2 separate regions of the Mus musculus genome follow, and region 2 is linked to region 1. Evidence: chromatin loops called from intact Hi-C (ENCODE). Cell type or tissue: heart. All regions are shown on one strand. Region 1 overlaps Zfp961 (zinc finger protein 961). Region 2 holds the start of Zfp882 (zinc finger protein 882).

What was found. Hi-C counts contacts between places; a loop is a spot of excess contacts. Peaks named below come from ENCODE experiments on the same cell type or tissue, not always from the same donor. Only the 100,000 strongest peaks of a DNase experiment are listed, where the experiment ranks them.
Region 2: a loop joins it to region 1, with 5 times the contacts of the local background. A loop is called at or near these places in 8 of 42 quality-filtered maps.

Annotation. Positions count from the first base shown.
Region 1 is chr8:71,967,884-71,975,883 of GRCm38, forward strand. It overlaps Zfp961 (zinc finger protein 961), which reads left to right. Exons shown (of 4, transcript NM_001164581.1): 4 at 16-2,450. The coding sequence ends at 1,096. Among named protein-coding and RNA genes, the nearest start is that of Zfp961, 21 kb to the left of the region's middle. In heart, CTCF peaks have their summits at 4,273 and 5,358; no DNase peak of the experiment used is centred here.
Region 2 is chr8:71,903,891-71,911,890 of GRCm38, forward strand. Zfp882 (zinc finger protein 882) reads left to right here and starts at 4,716. Exons shown (of 3, transcript NM_001166645.1): 1 at 4,716-4,848. The coding sequence starts at 4,846. In heart, a CTCF peak has its summit at 4,952; DNase peaks (open chromatin) are centred at 4,721 and 4,961; H3K4me3 peaks cover 1,645 bases; H3K27ac peaks cover 1,186 bases.

The sequences.
Region 1 (8,000 bases):
TCTCAATTTTTACAGAGTCCAATTGGTAAAGAGAGACTGTGACCTTAAAAACAGTGACCCATGTGGAGAAACGGTTGCCCAGCCAAAGCTTCCTGAATGTCACACTGCCAGTCAATCATCCCTGAAGAGGCACACTACATCTAACTCTAAATACAGACCATGTGACTATCAGAAATATGTAAAGAAATACTATGAATGTAAAGTATGTGATAAAGCCTTTACGTGCCTTGGCTCCCTTAAAAAACATAAAAAGACCCACGCTGGAGGGAAACCATATAAATGTAAGTATTGTGAGAAAGCCTTCAGTTACCGGCACTGTGCTGAAAGGCATATGCTAACTCACAGTGTAGACAGGCATAAATGCGTGGTATGTAGAGAAGCGTTCCCTAATGCTGTTGCCCTTAGGGAACATAAAACAATTCACTCTGGAGAGATACCTGAATGTAAGGAATGTGGAAGAATGTTCTGGACTGCCAGTTCCCTAGACATGCATAAAAGGCTTCATACAACAGAAAAACTTTATGAATGTAAACACTGCGGGAAAGCATTCATGAGATACTGTTCTTTTCAACTGCATAAAAGGACTCACACTGGGGAGAAACCTTTTGAATGTAAGCAATGTGGGAAAACCTTCAGACATTCCAGCCATGTTCAAGCACACAAGCGAATTCACACTGGAGAGAAACCTTATGAATGTATGCAGTGCGGAAAGACATTCACTTCTGGCCACTGTGCCAGAAGACATTTAGGGACTCACAGTGGAGCCTGGCCTTACAAATGTGAAGTGTGTGGGAAAGCTTATCCCTACGTCTATTCCCTTCGAAACCACAAAAAAAGTCACAACGAAGAAAAACTTTATGAATGTAAACAATGTGGGAAAGCCTTTAAATACATTTCTTCCTTACGCAACCACGAGACTACTCACACTGGAGAGAAGCCCTATGAATGTAAGGAATGTGGGAAAGCCTTTAGTTGTTCCAGTTACATTCAAAATCACATGAGAACACACAAAAGGCAGTCCTATGAATGTAAGGAGTGTGGTAAGGTGTTCTCATATTCCAAAAGTCTTCGGAGACACATGACTACACATAGTTAATTAGAGAGGGATAGTTTTAAGTATAATTTAAATATATAAAAGAGCTCTACACATTCTAGCTCCTCATTAAGAAACAAAAAATTTCACACTGGAAAACGAGCCTATGAATGCAGTATGTGTGCCAAAGTCTCAGTACATGCCACAGTTGGACGTGCCAAAACTCTCTAAGTTGAAAGACTATCAGGAAGCATTTCAGCTCTGAAGACTTACTGAAGATGATTTCCACATAGAGACCTTGGGAAAGCTTTCTGACCATCCTTGCTAGCATACGTGGGAAGACCTGGTGAAGAGAGAAAAATCTATGGCTGTTGGCCTCTCCCATTTCACCTTGGATTTTAGCAGTGTGAGAAAGTCTTAAGAAAGGTGCAGCCTTAGTACGTATGCAAACCACCACAGACCCAAACTCTGTAAATGGAATAGCTGGATTCTTACCAAGTTAACAAATGTTTTCAAACCCATGAAATGAGTTTCCAAATCTCACGAACCTAAGAAGTATAAAACCTGTTGGTCCCAGTGCTGCCTAGAAGCCAGCCACCATGGGAAACATGACAGTGTCCTGTGGCTTCTCTCAGTTGCTCAGTGCTAAATGTGTCAGTATACTGTGGACTTTTGATTCTTAGTCATAATTCGGTTGGTATTTTTGGGGTTTTGTTTAGTCTACAATTTCAAATGTGCATACTGCCTTGATTATATCTACCCCAAGACACTCAACATTTCTCCCTCCCACCTTCATGTGCATTCCCCACCCCATCCCCTTTTCTTAGCCAAAGCTTCAGTGTGTTGAAGAACAAAACAGCTGCCCCCTTGTCCAGCAAGCAGCACACTCCCAGTCCATAGCTCCTACATCTTTCAATCCCATTTATGGGTTTTAAGCAATCGTTTCTCGGTGGTTTTAATATCTATTTGTTGAGGGCAGAGTGAGTCATGCTGAAATATCTGTTTATCTGAACCTACCTGGTTCCACTTTCAGTCTCCAGTCTAAGTGGGACCATAGCTGTCTGCAAGATTCCCAGGCTATGTGTGTATTCAATGGGAGTGTTTTTCCTTGTTGACAAATTCTTATTTATTGCACCTTAACAAAGTTAGATCCTACAGTAAATTGAAATGTATTTCAAGAGCTGGCAAGATGGCTTGGTGGATTAAGGAGCTTGCTGCCTACCCTGATGACTTGAGTTCAAGTCCTAGAAAAGGTGAAAAGGACCAACTGCTTTAGGTTGCCTTCTGACCTCCACACGTGCCGTGGCACGTGTGTATACAATAAGTGTAAAATATAGTTCAAATATGCAGACATTTAATCATAATTTTAAGTACTTTTGTGGTTAATTTTTTAAAATAAAAATGACTTTGAAAATTGTCCAGTTTGTAGAGACTCTTATGTATTGTATGGAAGCATCACCTGTCCAAAATAAAATTTAAAAAGCTGTTGGCCTATTAGCTTAGGCAAAAAGTAGGTGAGAGTTGTGGCAGGGAGAGTAGATTCTGGGATAGAGTCAGGTACAGGAGGAGATGATAGAGACAGTCACATGAACTGAGGAGCGAGAACTAGCCATGTGGCAGGACTTAGAACACAGTAAATGGGTTAATTAAGCCAAAGCTAGTTGGGGAACAAGCCCAAGCCTATTATAGCCTAGGCAATCACTCATCAAAGTCATTATCATTATTCCCAAAGTCATTGGGAATTTGGACACAGATGGGAAAGCCTGCAAGTTGTACCAGATTTTGTCACTGGATAGTTATGGCTGCACTTTATCATTTTAATATATTCCATGTTTCTTTTCTAATATAAATTTTACTTTTTCAGCACAAAGTTTACTCATTTATACACAAATAGTATGTTTGTTATAATGGGGGAGAGTGAGTGTATGTGTGTTCAAGTGCCAGAAAAATAGCATTGGATCCCCTCTAGCTGAACTTAGAGGTGGCTTTATGCCACCTGACATGGGTGCTGAAAACCAAAAGTAGGCGCTCTGTAAGAGCTAGTGTTGGACCCTCTCTCCAGCCCCATTGGCATCCATGTCTGGGGAATGCTTTCACTTAGCTATGCTTTCACTTAGCTATAATGCTGCCTCAGATGCATATCCTTGGCTCCAACACTGCCACTGTGTGGAGCTCTGTTTGCTCATGAATGTTGCTTTGAAAATTGACTTTCCCTGGGGTGTCATTCAATAGTTTAGTAGCCCTGGGTTTAGTTCCCCAACACTCCCTCCTTCCCATCCTCACTTGGAAGCAGCCTTTTGTGCTCCCCACCCCCAACACTCCCCAATAAATCTTAAAGTCTGTTTCATGATTTTTGTAGGGAGTGTGGGAATAAAAGCTAGGTCATGTTGGGCATCTGCCAGTCCCTGCATCTCTGTGACACGCAGAGAGAAGGGGGGCAGTGCGTAGAAGACAGGACATGGTGGGAGGCATCCTCCCTTTCTGGGGTGGTTTGAATAGGTATAGCCTCCATAGATTCATGTGTTTAAATATTTGCCCCATAGGGAGCGGCCCTGTTAGGTGCAGCCTTGTTCTTCAGCTGAATGAAGTCCTCCAGCACCATCTTTAAAATGGTAAGACATAAGCTGGGCGTGGTGGCGTACGCCTTTAATCCCAGCACTCGGGAGGCAGAGGCAGGCGGATTTCTGAGTTCGAGGCCAGCCTGGTCTACAAAGTGAGTTCCAGGACAAGCTGGGCTACGCAGAGATACCCTGTCTCGAAAAACCAAAAAATAAAAAAATAAAAATAATATGGAAAGACATACGCAGCATATTTTTGAACCTTCCAGGATTCTTTATCCCCACTTTCTGACCTGGGCTATGGCCTTCTGCACCAGGAAAAGGCACTCTGTGAAGGCTCGAAAACACCCCACCCATTTTTTCAGATGAGGAAAACAGTTCCAGAAAGGGGGGTGGGGGGGATGTTCTCCCTTAGGACAAGAGCTAGAACCCAGAAGGGGACAGCTTTTTTCAGGAGCCAGCAAGATGGCTCACTTGCTGCCAAGAGAATTCAATAACTGAACTCCTACTGAAAGACAAGAACTGAATACAGCAAATTGTCCTCTAACCTCCACACACACACATCATGGAGGTGTGTGTGTTTGTGTGTGTAATTTTTTTTAAAAACAAAAAATCTGTTCATCCACAATGGAGCACTGACTATCCAGACACCTTTAGGGAACACTCTAGTGGTCAGTGTTGGAATGACACTGACTGGATTCCCTGAAACTGTGGAGAGATGGACAGACCAGCTTCTGTCATTGTCATCATCATTGGTTAGTAGAACCAGAAAGATTTCATTCTTCCAACACGTCTCTGTTTCCCTAATAGCAGGGTGACATAAATGTTTCCTTTATTTCTGATAATTTCATACATGTACACAATGAAATGATGGAATTGACCTTTATCTCCCATTTCCTCTCTTCCACTCTCCCCATATTCCTGTAACACCTTATGCCCTTCCCCCAGCCTTGAGCAGGCTAAACAGACCTTAATTGTTTGCCACAGTTGGTCTTCCATTGGCATAGCTGACCCAGGGTGGAGTCTTCCCACCTAGGTGGAGGTCTTCCACCTTGTAGCACCTGCAGTTTCCTATAGAAGCAGATTGCCTGCCGAGCTTGCTTTGCAACATAATCCAGTTGAAGCAAAGCAACATAATCCAGCTGAAACAAAGGTTGGGTCTGTGGGTTTTCCCTATATAAACACAAAGCTGAGTATTAAACTTTGAGCCTTGAATCAGAAAACTTTGTCTTGGCTTCATCCTCTCTCACCCACCCATCCTTTTTCATTTCCAGCCCCCTTTCAGGCACCCAGTTCTCCTTGGCTGCTGGACAGCTACAGGTGGCACCCAAACGAGGGGACTGAGCACACCGGGGTGGGGTGGGGGGCGATTTCAACTGAGAAACGCTGTCTTGATGGATCCACAGAAAATAGAAGTAATTGAATCCTGCACAGTGGTAAGCAACAAAAGCATTAATGCTAGCGCTAGCCATAAATTTCATCTTTTGGAGCCTGTTGTAGGAGGTGCAATAAGGGGATACAGGCTAGGTTGAAGAAGTGTTGAATTCACCTAGGGGTTGGCAGTGTAGATGGGATAGGGGAATTCTAAACAGGCATTTGTCTGCAGCCTCAAAGAGCTGCTTCAGGTGAGAGGAGCAGGGTTTAAAGACAGCTGTTAGAAAACATTTTAGATCAGATAGATTCATGCTGCCCATGGTTTTAAGAAGAAAGAACTTTGGATAAGGAAACCTGGGGGAAAATTGGACAAGTTCTGAGAACCACCCAGGAAGACTCTATCGTCCTCTGCCTCTGGGCACTTATAAAAGATGCTGTTGATGAAGAGACCTCAGAGGCATTAGCTAACTCCCAGGGATTGCTTGAAGAACTTCAGGAGGACTGCCTGTCAGAGAGCTTCCTCAGAAAAAGGCTCTCTCAACTCTAAATCAGAGAAGTACAGAGACACTGATGATGAGCTAGCTTCAGAGGAGGAAGCTCATTTAGAAAAAGGGGCTGCCAAATATGGTGAGGATTGGCCTCCTTACATACCTTCTGCTCTGCCTATGACCTCTACTGCAGGAGATGCTGCCCAGATGGATATGCAAGTATATAAGTTAGAGTTGGAATTAAGTTGACTAATGAGCTACAGGAGCTCAAGCATGTATCAGGGGCAGGAAAAAGCAACGATTCTGAGATACTCAATCACAACTAGAAAGAGCTGTGGATCAGGCTCGAGGGGAAGGGCAAGGTACATCTGATGTGCTTGCTATCTTTCCCTGTAGTTGATTGAGATAATTGACCAGCAGGGCAATAGAGTCAGAAAATATCAGACGTTGGAGTTCAAAGTGATAAAAGAATTAAAAACAGCTGTGGCACAGTATGGGCCTACAGCTCCCTTTACACAAGCTTTGTTGGATACTGTGATGGAGACAAATTTAACGTCCCAAGGTGAGGAAAACTATTTGTAAGGCTACTTTGTCAGGAGGAGATTACTTACTTTGGAGTTCTGAATGGCGTGAAGCAAGTAAGAGAACTGCTACAATGAATGCTCAGGCAGGTAACATTGGCTGGCAGGCAGGCAGGCAGATTGGACTATTAACATGCTTCTAGGAGAGGGTCAATATGAAGCTAATGCTAATCAGATTGGGCTACCTGTAGGAGTATACTCACAGATTGCACTGTCTGCCTGCCATGCTTGGAATCAATTACCGACAAAAGGGGATCTCAGTGGGAATCTATCTGGTGTCAAACAAGTGAGTTCCAGGACAGCCAGGATTGCATAGAGAAACCCTGTCTCGAAAAACAAAACAACAACAAAAACAAACAAACAAACAAAAACAAGCTCCTGATGAACTATTTCAGGAATTTGTGGATAGGCTCCTAAAAGCAGCTGGCAGAATTTTTTGAGTTCCTCAAGCAGGAGTTCCTTTTGTTACACAGTTGGCTTATAAGAATGCTAATGTGGTATGTCAAGCCTCTATCAGGCCATACTAAGCACAGGCAGACTCATCTGGACACATTCATCTTTGTGCAGAAATCGGACCCTCAGACAATCAGGGTCTGACTATGGCTGCTGCCTTACAAGGGACCACTGTGCAAGAGATGCTTTCACAGAAACGAGGGAATACAGGATGTTTTAAATGTGGAAGTTTGGGTCATTTTAAAAATTATTGTCCCAGGAACAGGGGCATGAGCGGACAATCAGGTCACACCCCAGGAATTTGTCCTCGATGCAAGAAGGATAATCATTGGGCCAGGGAATGTAGATCTAAAACAGATATTCAGGGCTGTCCCACGTTGGGAAACGAGCAGAGGGGCCAGCCTCAGGACCCCAGACATCCACACCAAGCAGCTTATGGGGCCATGAAGCTTGCTGTCAAGCCAGGGAAATCCATTTTTTTTTAACTTATCAGAGCAACCCCAGGAAGTGTAGGACTGGACCTCAGTTCCACCTCCCACTCAGTATTGACCCCAGAAATGGGAGTTCAAACGCTGCCTACAAGAGTTTTTGGCCTCCAGGGACCTGGGGATTACTCTTAGGTCAAAGCAGCATTATTATTAAAGGATTGCAGATTTATTCAGGTGTTAACAGATAATGATTATGAGGGAGAAATTAAAATTATGTCTGCTTCCCCCCATGGCATTATAACTGTACTTGCTGACAAAAGAATCGCTCAACTTATTTTAGTTCCCATGTATCTGCTACCTTGCAAATTCATTAAGAGTGAAAGAGGACAGAGTATCTTTGGTTCCCTGATGTGTGTCTATTTCTAGTAAGAGATCTAACCTTAAATTAATAATTGAAGTAAAAAGTTTTCAAAGATTAATAGATACTGGGGCTGATGTAATAATTATTAGAGGACAAGATTGGCCATCAACTTGGCCTTTATCTAATACTCTCACTCACCTTCAAGGGATTGGTTATGTCAAAAACACAAAACAAAGTTCTAAACTTCTAACCTGGAGAGATGAGGAGGGCAATTCAGGACAGATTCAACCCTATGTCACGCCACATTTGCCTATTACCCTCTGGGGAAGAGATCTCTTGTCACAGATGGGTCTTGCAAGGTGTAGTCCTAATGAAGTAATGACTAAACAAATGCTAAGACAAGGATTTTTGCCTGGTCAGGGGCTAGGAAAGGAAGGACAAAACATTAAGACATTTGAAAGGCCTAAGCCCCACTCTAACACTAGAAGCTTGGGGTATTTTCCATAATGGCCACTATCTTGCCTGCATCCCATGTTGATAAAATTCAATGGCTTAATAATATTCCAGTGTGGGTTGATCAGTGGCCTTTACCTAAAGAAAAACTAGAAGCCACCTCTTCACTTGTGCAGGAGCAACTAGAGGCAGGGCATATAAGAGAATCTCAGTCATCATGGAATACTGCAGTATTTGTTATCAAGAAAAAATCTGGTAAATGAAGATTGCT
Region 2 (8,000 bases), 64 kb before region 1:
ACCTATTTTCTGGTCTGTCAGGCCTGGGAAGGCTGCTATCTACCTTCCACTCATTCCCGGGTGAGCATCTAAGCCTCTGACCCACTCTTTGGGGGGTGGCAAAAGGCAGCCCTACCTGAGAGTCCCGGAGCTACTTTGCTAAAGCCCTGGGGTTATGGGAGAGAGGGACGAGGGAAGAGGTTCCCAATACCTGCGAGAGTGAGTGCAGCTTTGATGAGCAGAGACAGTTTATGGTTTTAGAGCTTTATTGTTGCAAGGCAGGGGTGTAGGAAGCCAACTCTAAGATGGCGCCGGTTTCCGGTGTGCCATTGTCATAAACAGCACCACTGCGCAGGCGTAAGCCTGAGTCTGGCACCAACCCCTCCCGAGCAGGTACATGCTAATTAGGTGACAGCGGTTCAACCTATCCCAGGAGGACACGAAGCCTTTCCCTGTGCTGGGGTGCATATAAGCAGACCTCCCTGGGTGCCCAGGGTCCCTGTAGTAGCATGGAGGCATTCCTGCAATAAAGGCTGTTGAGAAGACTCCGACCGTGCTGTGTCTTCCTTGCCGGCCAAGGTGGGCGCAACACAGGAGGAAAGAGAGAAGGTAGAAAGAGAGAGGAGAGAGAGAAGGCTAGAGAGAGAGTAAGAGGGAGAGAGGAGAGGAGAGAAGACAAAGAGAGAAGGGGGTGAGAGAGAGGAGTAAGAGGTAAGAGAATGAGAAGAGAGCGAGGTGGGGGCCTAACAGCCCCTTTTAAAGTATGCTGTCTTATCTTATTGTTGCTAGGTAACTGGGGAGGAGTTTAGCCTGAAGGTCAGAAGCTTGGGTCATTGCCTAAGTGACTTCTAGCCATGCTTCTCTTATGGGAACTGTGGGGGGGGCGGTAACTTAGGCAGGAGCCAGAGTTCCAGGAGCATGAGGGAACGCCTACCTGTCATGAAGGTGAATTATCACCCTTCAGGGTTCAGACCTAAGCTCAACTGGAGACAAGCCTGCAATTCCCCACACACCACCACATGGTGACTCACAGTTATCTGCAATTCCAGGGAGTCCAACACTCTCTTCTAGATTCTGCAGGCACCAGGCGAAACAACCATACATATAAAAATAATTTTTGTATTTTATTTCTCTACATCTCGTGTGTTGCCCCCTTCCTGTCCCCCTCACAGAATTCTTTCTCCTCCATCTCCCATTCCCTTTGCCTCTGAGAGGGTGCCCACTTGGGCATCCCTCATACCTGGAGCATCATGTCTCTACAGGATTAGGAGCATCTTCTCCCTATGAAGCCAGACAAGGCAGTCCTCAGCTACATATTCTCCAGGGGCCTTGGACTAGCCCATGTATGCTTTTTGGTTGGTGGCGTAGTCTCTGGGAGCTCCCAGAGTTCCAGGTGAGCTGACACACTTGGTCTTCTTATAGGGTTACCATCCCCTTCAGTTCTTTCAATTCTTCCCCTAACTCTTCCATAGGGGACCAGACCTCAGTCCAATGCCTGGCTGGAAGTATCTGCATCTGTCTCAGTCAGCTGATAAGTAGAGCCTCTCAGAAGACAGCCATGCTAGGCTCCTGTCTGCAAGCACAACATGGCATCAGTAGTAGTGTCAGAGTTTGGTGCCCACTCATGGGATGGATCCCAAGTTGGGCCAGTCACTGATTGGCTATTCATTCAGTCCCTGCTCCATTTCTTGGCCATTCAAGATTCCTCAGTTGAGAATTCTTTGTTTAGCTCTGTACACCATTTTAAAAATACATTTATTTGGTTCTCTGGAGTCTAGCTTCTTGAGTTCTTTGTACTTATTGGATATTAGTCTTGTATCAGATGTAGGATTGGTAAAAATCTTTTCCCAATCTGTAGGTTGCCATTTTGTACTGATGACAGTGTCCTTTGCCTTGCAGAAGTTTTTTAATTTTATGAGATCCCATTTGTCTATAGTTGATCTTAGAGTCTGGGTCATTGGTGTTCTGTTCAGGAAAATTTCCCCTGTGCCAATGTGTTTGTGGTTCTTTCCCAATTTCTCTTCTAATAGATTCAGTGTATCTGGGTGTTTGGTTGGTTGGTTGTTTTTTGTTTTGTTTTGTTTTGTTTTGTTTTTTTGTTTTTGTTTTTGTTTTTTTGAGACAGGGTTTCTCTGTATAGCCTTGGCTGTCCTGGAACTCACTCTGTAGACCAGGCTGGCCTCGAACTCAGAAATCTGCCTGCCTCTGCCTCCCAAGTGCTGGGATTAAGGGCATGTGCCAACACCCCCAGCAGTGTATCTGGTTTTATGTGTCTTTGATCTACTTGGACTTGAGCTTTGTACAAGGAGATACAAATGAATCAATTTGCATTTTTTTTACATGCCTACCACCATTTAAGCCAGCACCATTTGTTGAAAAGGGTATCTTTTTCTCCTTGGATGGTTTTAGTTCCTTTGTCAAAGATCAATTAACCATAGGTGTGTAGGTTCATTTCTGGGTCTTCAACTCTATTCCATTGATCTTCTTGCCTAGCTCTGTAGCAATATTATGAGGTTTTTATTACAATTGCTCTGTAGTAGAGCTTAAGGTCAGGGATGGTGATTTCTCTCAGATGTTCTCCTATTGTTTGGAATAGTTTTTTTTTTTCTATCCTGTGTTTTTTGTTGTTGTTGTTGTTGTTGTTGTTGTTCCAAGTGAATTTGAGAATTGCTCTATCTCTGTGAAGAATTGAGTTGGAATTTTGATGAGGCATTGCATTGAATCTGTTGATTGCTATTGGTGAGATAGCCATTTTTACTATGTTAATCCTGCCAATCCATGAGCATGGGAGGTCTTTCCATCTTCTGAGATGTTCTTCGATTTCTTTCTTCGGAGACTTGAAGTTCTTGTCATACAGATCTTTCCATTGAATGGTTAGAATCACACCAAGATATTTTATATTATTTGTGACTATTGTGAAGGGTGTCATTTTCCTAATGTCTTTTTTAGCCTGTTTATCCTTTGAGTAGAGGAAGGTTTACTGATTTGAGATAATTTTATATCCAGCAACTAACTTTGCTGAAGTTGTTTATCAGCTGAAGAATTATCTGGTGGAATTTTTGGGGTCACTTAAGTATACTATCATACTTAAGTATACTATCTTCTGCAAATAGTGATATTCTGACTTCTTGCTTTCAAATTTGTATCTCTTTAACCTCCTTTTGTTGCTCTGGCTAGAACTTCTAGTACTATATTGAATAGATAAGGAGAGAGTGGACAGTCTTGTCTAGTTCCTGATTTTACTGGGATTGCTTCAAGTTTCTCTCCATTTAGTTTGATGTCGGCTATTGGTTTGCTATATACTGCTTTTACTATGTTTAGGTATGGGCCTTGAATTCCTGATCTTTCCAAGACTTTTAACATGAACAGGTGTTGTATTTTCTTGAGTGCTTTTTCAGCATCTAATGAGATCATCATGTGTTTTTTTTTTCTTTGAGTTTTGTTTATATAGTGGATTACATTGATGGATTTTCACATGTTGAACCATCCCTGCATCCCTGGGATGAAGCCTACTTGATCATGGTGAGTTATTGTTTTGATGTGTTCTTGGACTCAGTTTGCAAGAATTTTATTGAGTATTTTTACATCAATATTCATAAGGGAAATTGGTCTAAAGTTCTCTTTCTTGTTGAGTCATTGTGTGGTTTTGGTATCAACATAACTGTGGCTTCATAGAATGAAGTAGGTAGTGTTCCTTCTGTTTCTATTTTGTGGAAGAGAATTGGTATTAGCTCCTCTTTGAAGGTCTGACAGAATTCTGCACTATTTATTCATTCATTCATTCATTCATTCACTCATTTTTATTTTAAACTAGACAGTTCTGGAAATGGCTAACTCTGGAGTGCTTGTTTTCGTTCCAGTTAGGTAAGGATTCTTTATCGTGTCACTGTAATATCCAAAATAAATTCAAGACTACCTAGTACCTTCCCCCTTCAAAAGGACTTTCCAAACTGTACTACCAGGCCAAGTACAGAGCCAGATAAAGAAGCTGGCTGGCTAAACAAATATAGAAACATAGTTTTAACGGTCAAAATGACTAAGCTTACAGCTGCCAGAACAAGATTAACAATGCCCCTGCCCTGCCTTACACTAAAAACCACAAGGACAGACAAAATGAGAGTCACCCTATACAAATCAACCAATGTCCAAAAAGGTTATTGGCTACACCAATTAAAATAAGCCAAACTACCCTGGTGCCTAGATCCGGCCCTTACAAAGGTAATAAAAAGTGTGTTCCTTTGTTCTGGATCTCTCCTCTGGCCTGGTGCTGAGAGGGTGTTCCCCAACATGTTGGACAAGTAAAATCCTCATGCGTTTTGCAACGATGGCGGTCTCTGTGGTCTTTGTAAGGGTCTTTTGACAACATACAACATCACAAGGGGCTCTGTGTATGGGTCAAGAGCACCAGTGGGAAGTTCCTTAACTCCATTTTTCTTTCTGGTGCCAAAGTCGCTAAACTGTACGGTCAGCTCAGGGAGTGCTGTATTGTTCTACCCTGCAGTGTAACATTGACCCTCCCCAAAACAGTTATGAGATAAGTGATCCAATCAAGACTGGGGTCAGGCAAAGCGGAAGAGCATCACCGCCATCTTTCTTTCTGGTGCTACCATAGTTGCGACTCTGTTCTCAGTTGAGTGCCAAACTGTTCAGCTTCAGGTTTCTCATGACCGTCAAACCCAGTATCAGAGTCAGGTCGCTGGAGGCCCGGAGAACAGAGCGGAAGTTCTTCACCCGCCATCTTTCTTCCTGGCAACGCCATTGTCACTGCTCTCTCAGTCCAGTCCGCTGAGGGAGTTTGGGGTCGCTGGACCTCAGGCCGCTCCACCCTGGAGCCGCGTGAGGCTGCTTGAGGTCCGGAGCTCAGCTATGGTGAGCATCGGGGATGCGGGGAATGCAGGCGAGTCCCTCGGTACGGGAACCACGGCAAAGACTGCAGCTGCGCGCGCGACTCCTGGACTGCGCGGCCAGCTGTGTTGGCGGTACGGGAGCCGCGCGGGGGCGATGTGCCGCTGCTTTGTTTTGCCTAGTAGAACCTGATTTCCCAGTCTTTCCGGTCCATGGGAAGCGGATTCTGGAATCCTTGAATGTCTTCTCCATCCAAATGCTTTTGTTGTTGCTGCTTGATTGACAATTGAAATCCCTCGGTTCCCAGGCCCGTCCCCACATTGCCAAACTCACTGGACCGGGCGATCCACAGGTCCCCGTGAGCAACATGGGGGTGCAAGGAGTGTGGCCATCTGTGATGCAGTTGGGCGGTTTGTAGGGATTCAACTTCTTTAATGCTGAGACATGACTTTATTTGAAAGGACTGTTAGAAATAGGGAGAAGGCCCGAGATAAAAAGTGTGAAACGTGTCAAGCGGTGGCTAGAAGAGAAGGGCTTTGCTTGGAGGGATATGTCAACAGTATTAAGGTACGGGTTTGATCGTGCTTAATAGTGTTTTGTCTTTTCTGAGCAGCCAGTCATTTTCAGGCAACAAGTGAACAATTTGTGAATTGGTTTTTCTCTAGGATCAGAGTCTAGTTTCAAACATCATGTAGAAATCCAGCATTAACACCATTATTTTATTGGTGCTTTCTCTGGTATATATTTTTGGCACCTTTGTTGAGAATCAGTTGGCTGAACGTATGGGCTTATTTTTATTTTCTCTTTTCCAATGGACTGTACATCAATATTTATGACACTACTCTGTCGGGTTTTGCTTCGTTCTGTTCTGTTCTGTTCTGTTCTGTTCTGTTCTGTTTATTTTCATTACAGATCTGCACAGTGTGCTCTTTTTTTGCTGAGGATATCTTGGGCTCCCCCCGGGTCTGTTGCACTGTCATAGCAATTTTAAGAACTGTTGCTAGTTGTGTGTAAAATGTGATTATTTAATGGAAATTTCATTGAATCTGAATTACAACTTTGAATTATTTTAGCAATATTGATTCTCCTAATCCATGATCATGGTAGTCTTTTCTAGTGTCGTGTTTAATTTCTTTATTTTTTTTAATTGAAAAAAAATTCACACAATATATTCTGATTACACTTTTCCTCTCCCCAACTCCTCCCCAATCTCTCCACCTCTCTGCCCACCCAACTCCAAATCCTCTCTTTCTTTCTCTTTATTTTTTTCTTCAGTGACCTAAAGCTGCCTTTGTAGAACATTTTCTCATCATCATTTAATTTGGGCATTTTAGTTTATGTGTATAGGCATTATGACTTTCTAACAGTGTATCTCTGAGATAGTTCATTACTTGCTGAGAGAAAATATACTGGCATTGTGTGTTGATTTTGTACCCTTGCTAAATACTTTATAATATAAGCCTTTTTGGTGTAATCTTTTGGACTCTCCTTAGTTTTCTCAGATATGTGTTACTTTTGTTTGTTTGGTTGGTTGGTTGGTTGGTTGGTTGGTTTTTTCGAGACAGGGTTTCTCTCTATAGCCCTGGCTGTCCTAGAACTCACTTTGTAGACCAGGCTGGCCTCGAACTCAGAAATCTGCCTGCCTCTGCCTCCTGAATGCTGGGATTAAAAGTGTGCGCCACCACACCCGGTTTATACCTTTTTTGTTTGTTTGTTTGTTTGTTTGTTTGTTTGTTTGTTACTTTTTACACAGACAGTATAACTGTGTACGCCTGGCTGACCTGGAACTCTTAACCCTGCTTTCTTAGCCTCCCACATACTGGGACTCCTGGTGTACACTACAGTAACAGGTTTGGGTTTTCCTCTTTATGTATTGAAACAAAGATGGTTTGACTTCCTCCTTTCTGATTTATATACCTGTTATTGCCTTTGCTTGCATAATTCTCTGGCTAATAGTTTAATATTATATTCAAGAAGAGTAGTGAATAGTCACTTAGTGGGTTTTGGTTTTTTTATGGTTTTTGAGACAATGCATTCAGGTTTTGCCCCCTTCATTTAGAATGTTATTACTAATGTGTGTCTGTCATACAGACCTTTACTATGTTAATGTATGATTCTTCTGTGCCTACTAGATTCTGAGCTCTTATCATGACATGGTGTTTAATATTATCAAAGACTGTCTTGCATCTGAGGTCAGTTATGCGATTTTGAATTCTTGATTTTTGCCTTTTCCATTTCAGTATATAATTTGATTTCTATTCATGGGAAAGGGAAAAATGTGAGCATGTTTCCAAGTAAAGATTTCCTTTCGTTTATTTCTATTATCATATATACATTCTACAGAGCAGTTTATTGTCATATATACATTCTACAGAGCTGTTTATTATCATATATACATTTTACAGAGCAGTTTGGCTACATTTTTGTTTTCCTCTAATAGTTTCACAGTACAAGCCTTCTAAGTACCCATCACTGGTGTGTGCCACCATGGCCAACTTTGTATGTGAGCACTAGGGATCAGAAATTAGTTTTTTATGTTTAGGTGGCGAGCAGGATAAAAACTAAGCTGTCTTCCTGGACTTAGATTTCTTAATAGTTTTTCCAAATTAAGTATTTTGCAAGTTGACTATTTTTGATCTTGTACAATGCAAGAAAGCATTTCAGAGTGTTTTTTGGTTGGGGGGGGTGTGTTTGGTTGGTTGCTCTGTTAGTTGGCTTTTTAAAATGTATTTTGATTTACTAATGCCTTATCACCTAGTAGGTGATGTATTTTGGAGAAGCTTTCATCTGATGCTGAGAAGAGCATGTGTTCTGCACTTGTTTGATAGAGTAAAAGGAGTAAAAGGCTGTTAGGTGCATGATCTATGATGCAGTTTAACTCTGAAGTTCCTCAGTTGATCTGTCTGTCTGTCTGTCTCTATTTCTGGGTGATCTATTTGTGATATCAGGGTAATGAAGCCACATAACGTTATTTTGTTTAGACATTTTTGCTCAGTACTCTTGTTTTGAAAAATGTTCAGCTCATTCAGTTCACATTCTTTATGTGATATACTCTTTATTTATATGTAGATATCTTTTGGGTTAGTAGTCAACTGGATAAAGATATATTGAGAAATACTTATATTAACTCAATATATCTGATCCTCTTCTAGCAATGCCATTCCCCTCATTTATAT